Linked DNA regions of Homo sapiens: region 2 is linked to region 1. Evidence: read pairs that join two places in POLR2A ChIA-PET (ENCODE). Cell type or tissue: PC-3. All regions are shown on one strand.

Region 1 (2,500 bases):
GTAGGAGCCAGGATTGGAACTCAACCTGTCTAGCTTCAGAGCTCATCTCTCTCATTTTTTTTTTCTTTTGAGACAGTCTCACTCTGTTGCCCAGGCTGGAGTACAATGGCGTGATCTCAGTTCACTGCAACCTCCACTTCCGGGTTCAGGCAATGGTCATGTCTCAGCCTCCCGAATAGCTGGGATTACAGGCACGTGCCACCTCACCCGGCTAATTTTTGTGTTTTTTAGTAGAGGCAGAGTTTCGCCATGTTGGCCAGACTGGTCTCAAGCTCCTGACCTCAAGTAATCCGCCCACCTTGGCCTCCCAAAATGCTGGGATTACAGGCGAGAGCTCATCTCTTAACCACTGTTTCCTGGAGTACTGCCTGGATTATAATCATGTCTTCCTGCCTACAATCTCTCCCCTCCCAGTTTAGCCTCTGCAAAATGGACACTCAAACGTCTGTTGTTCTTGTCAGTCCCTACAGAAATCTCCAGTTACTTCCAAAAGACCACAGGACAAGCTTTCATTCAAACACTTTTCAAATTGAACAGCAAACCACAAGTCTCTGTGTACTTGCTTCTGACTAAAAATATGTGACATGCATGCTGACCCCACAGAACCAATTACCATGCAAATATAAGTTGGGGGATGGTGCACTGCTTGGACAACACCTTATGTTCACAGAATCCTGACGTCATGGATTCCTATCCACAGGCTCTAAAAATAGGTGATGATGCTAGCAATGATACAACTGTACACTGGCAAAGGCTTATAAATTAAAGTGCTTTAGCAGCTATTTTTTCACTTGTTCCTAACAACAACACTGTCAGGAAAAAAAAAAACAACTGATTTTGCCAAACATATATTTTTATACATAAGAATAGTGAGACCCAGTCAGAGAAGATGCAAGATCAGATGAAGGCCACAAAGCTAGCAAGGGGCAGAGCTGGCCATGAAACCAAACTCTGAGCCTTCTAGGCAGAGCTCTCCTAGTACATCTCACCTCCTAAGAAGAACCAGTGGCATGACTATAGGAGGGAGACTCAAAACCACTCAGCCTGTGGCTCCAGTGGAAACCTTAGCTTCCCTCCACAGTTAAGTGATGTAACAGATCACCTTACCTATAAAGCCCAAGACTATTGAGGCCCAAATCTTTGAAGTCCCTTATTATCCATCCACATAGAAGAGCTCCTTCCTGCAGAGGAGGGTTGGCTTGGAACTAGAGCAACTCCTGCCTCTGTATATCTGCCAACAGCCAAGTACCTGGAGCTCTCCGAGGTTCTGATCCAGGTCATGGGACTCTGGATTTCCTGGGACTGGGGGTTCCTAGACCCCCGTCTTTAATTGCAACTTTCTGACCATCAGGCCCGTGTTTTTTTGCCATTTGTTAAGAACCTGGGTCCTATAATCTCAGTAGTAGAGGCCACACCCTGGACCAGAATTACAGGCCATGAGGGCTCATGGAAATGCATACATAACTGCCCACATATATAAATCAGCAATGATTTTGCTTGCTTAAAGACAATATAGAACAGACAGGGTATCAGCAAACCTCTTCAGAAAGCAAAGGAAACCCAGCTTCTCTTTATCTCAGATCTGATCTCTTTACAATGGAAACTCAGCATGTACAATAAAACCGAGGCCATCAATAAGGTATCAATGCTGCAAAGGACGCTTCAGCTGTGTCACAAGGACCACTTGAGAAAAGGAAGAGAACTCACACCATTCCCTTCCCAAAAGCACTGTACCAAACAGAGCCTGGGATGGCTCACCCACATTCAGAGACCAAAAAGCCAGAATAATGCCACTCTGGCAAAAATTCACGACACATTCAGCGGCCTGCAAACAGCAGCCTCACCGGGCAAACAGATGATGTGCATGCAACTGCGAGCTATGCTAGGATGGTCTGCTTTCTGATAAGCTGCGTTGCCTGGATCTGGCTGGCTGCTGAGCCAAGTTGGCTACCTCTTTTCTCTTCTCCCTCACCATCCGTTTCATACTTTACAGGTACTGGTGAGTTGGCTGGGTTCAGTGTTAACTCCTTTAAATTAACTGGTCAGTCTGTAACCAAAATACTACACAGTAAAATACCAAAATATGATCAGTTTGGGGGCCCCTCCCTCCTTTCATCCTTTACTTCTTTCACCATTCATAACACAGTTTAAGGCACAGGCTTCACGATGAATGGAGAATGATGCTGTGCATCAGAAAACCAGAACTAGTACTGACGTCATCATTTATCTGAGGTGTGACCTTGGGGGCAACACTTAAAGTCTCTATGCAGCCCTTCTGTCATCTGTAAAAGAGGTCTAACAACAAACACACCATCCGAGAGGTGTCTTCAGGATCAAAGAGTGAATTAGAGAGTAGTATACAAATTGATTATCTACTCTCATTATTAAATAGCAAATACTATTTTAAAAAGAACTATACATAACACAGATGAAATTCACAGTCATAATGTTGAATGACAGAAGCCAGACATAAAAGATGATGTACTGTATGATTCCAATT
Region 2 (2,500 bases), 150 kb before region 1:
ACACTCTGGCACCAACCAACTAAAGGACCATGGGTTCTTCACCAGCAACCATGTACCATGCATGCTGTAAGGCCCCATGAAGGAGAAGCTTGGGACATGGGCTCTGCCTTCAAAGACTACAGGCTGTAAGTACAGCTGGAGAAGGGAGAGGGAATACCATCTGGGTGGCTTTGAGAAAGTCCACTGGGGCTGAGTCAATAGGCCATACTCAGATGACATTAACTCCTTGACAAACCCCATTTCTTTGCATGTGAAACCACCCATGAAACTAAATGTTCAAGACAGATAATGTTTAGGTAAATTTTTTTCATAAGGCTGCTTATTAGAAGCACATATTTCTTTCTTTTGGAAGGCTAAAAAATAGGGAAATTATCGGGCATCTTCAGAAACTAGAAAAACAACAGTTCTTGTTATAGATGCCACGTTTTCAAACAAGATGTCTTTTAAGATGATTCTAAATAAAAATTAGGGCCAGGGCTAAAGGCTAAAGGACATGATGAATAATAAAGAAAATGTTGACTAAGAACAGATTTTACGGACTGAGTTGTCAGAAGATGGAGGCTAAGTAAGGTGAGGGGCCTCCTACGAATTTGGTATAGGGAAGGTAGAGTTAAACCAGCAAAATTCGGCCATTGTGGGAATCGAGCAAGAGACTTCCTTTCTTGCAAAAGTTTGGAACCTGCAAAACTTGTGCTAAAAAAAATCGTAAGAGGGTGGGTTGGCACATGATTATAATGGAGAAAGTGGGAAATCTAACTGATTGCATCACAATGTGTCTGGAGATTGATGTGAACAGGAAGGGTCCAGTCAGTCATGAAAACAAAGACAAATGGAGGCCGAAGGCAGTGGTGCAGTGCTCTTAGAAGTATCATCAAGGCTTAGTTGACTTCAACACATGGTTCCCTTGGCAGATCTTTCCCTTTGGTGCATGAAGGAGCCTCAAGTGATACCTGCCAGACCCTTGGTAAGAACAACAAACTCCTCTTGTTTTGATTCCTTGCCCTCCCGGAAAGCACCGGATAAACGTGGCTTCTGGTGGAACCCGGCTTCTAAGGAATCAGACCCATAGGGGACAAAATGACCGGGGCAGGCAGACCTCTGCGTTCCAGACTGGCTGACATCTGAGTTCTTGTTGTGATGAGTAAGCTGGCTGCCTGCTACCTGATTAAGTCTCTGTGACTCAGCAAAGGCGAGCCTGCATCATACTCACAGGGACATCTTCGAGGGCAGGTTTCTGAGTCCCTGAGGCTGAGCTCCCACTGGGGAGCATTCATTAGGGAAACGCCTATGGGAATCTTAGCAATGCCATCATTCTTGACTTGCACTAACACTGAAGAGCCCTCCAAATAAATGCATGGTAGATCAGTAATATCTTCTGGTGATTTGAACAGTTTCTCTTAAAAGAACTGGAGCCTGAGATTTACTTTTTTTTTGAGACAGGGTCTCGCTCTGTTGCCCAGGCTGGAGTGCACTGGCATGATCACAGCACACTGCAGCCTCAAACTTCTGGGCCCAAGCGATCCCCCAAACTCAGCCTCCTGAATAGCTGGGACTCCAGGCATGTACCACCATGTCCAGCTAATTTTTCTTATTTTTGTAGAGATTGGGTCTTGCTATGTTGCCCAGGTTGGTCTCAAACTCCTAGGCTCAAGCAATCCTCCCACCTTGGCCTCCTAAAGCGCTGGGATTACAGGCATGAACCACCACACTGGCCACTTTCTTAAATAACACTATCTTTCAAAATACCTATTCTAATTTTGTTCTTTTTTTAATGACAGTGAGCAGTTGTTTCTGCTGTTTTTGAGAGTCTAAGTTCCCCGTTAGCCTTCTGTAACAATGACACAGCACACACACTGCTTCATTAGAGTTCTCAGAATATTTAATCTTTCCGTTCTGGTATTCAATTTTACTGTCAAGGCCAAAAATAAACAGACAGCCATTGAATCTAGGTTCTCTTATAAATAGCTTACATAATTGCTCTAAAATATGCACCAAGAGATCAACGGATGCTCTTCTGGAATATCTTGAGGAAAAACCCCAAAGCATTTGTTACCCTGGTGAGGGAGAATCCACTAAGCACTCTCCGAAAGAAAGATGGCCAGGAATTCCAAAAGGCCTTGTAGTAACTACCTGAATTCACACCCCAGCAGAAAATATGTCAGCCTTATCAGAATGCTCTGCGGATGCCTACGGAGTCAAGAGGCCTGCTGTTGAATAAATGCCGTTTGCTTCTGTCTACCCTAATCATCACAGATCGTCCTCTTTTCTGGGTGAATGATTGTAACCCCAGTCACTGGCAAGACAAGATGACATCTGCTGACACCAGTGGCAGAACGTTTCAGACTCTAGCATTCACATAGTGCCTTCGTGTTAATGATTCTAATCATCTTCACACCCTCAGCGCAGCAAATGACAGCCCTATCTCCAGTCGCATTGTCACCAACTCACCAATACTCTGGGTGCAGCAATAAAGGCTGGTATAACAACCAATGTGAAGATG

The links. Peaks named below come from ENCODE experiments on the same cell type or tissue, not always from the same donor. Only the 100,000 strongest peaks of a DNase experiment are listed, where the experiment ranks them.
Region 2: POLR2A ChIA-PET joins it to region 1 with 10 read pairs; 2 of 35 experiments call an interaction of 5 or more read pairs at or near these places.

The regions. Positions count from the first base shown.
Region 1 is chrX:19,750,011-19,752,510 of GRCh38, forward strand. The region is part of intron 2 of SH3KBP1 (SH3 domain containing kinase binding protein 1); the gene reads right to left. Among named protein-coding and RNA genes, the nearest start is that of SH3KBP1, 140 kb to the right of the region's middle. In PC-3, no CTCF peak of the experiment used is centred here; no DNase peak of the experiment used is centred here.
Region 2 is chrX:19,602,273-19,604,772 of GRCh38, forward strand. The region is part of intron 9 of SH3KBP1 (SH3 domain containing kinase binding protein 1); the gene reads right to left. Among named protein-coding and RNA genes, the nearest start is that of MAP3K15, 88 kb to the left of the region's middle. In PC-3, no CTCF peak of the experiment used is centred here; a DNase peak (open chromatin) is centred at 1,179; H3K27ac peaks cover 1,043 bases.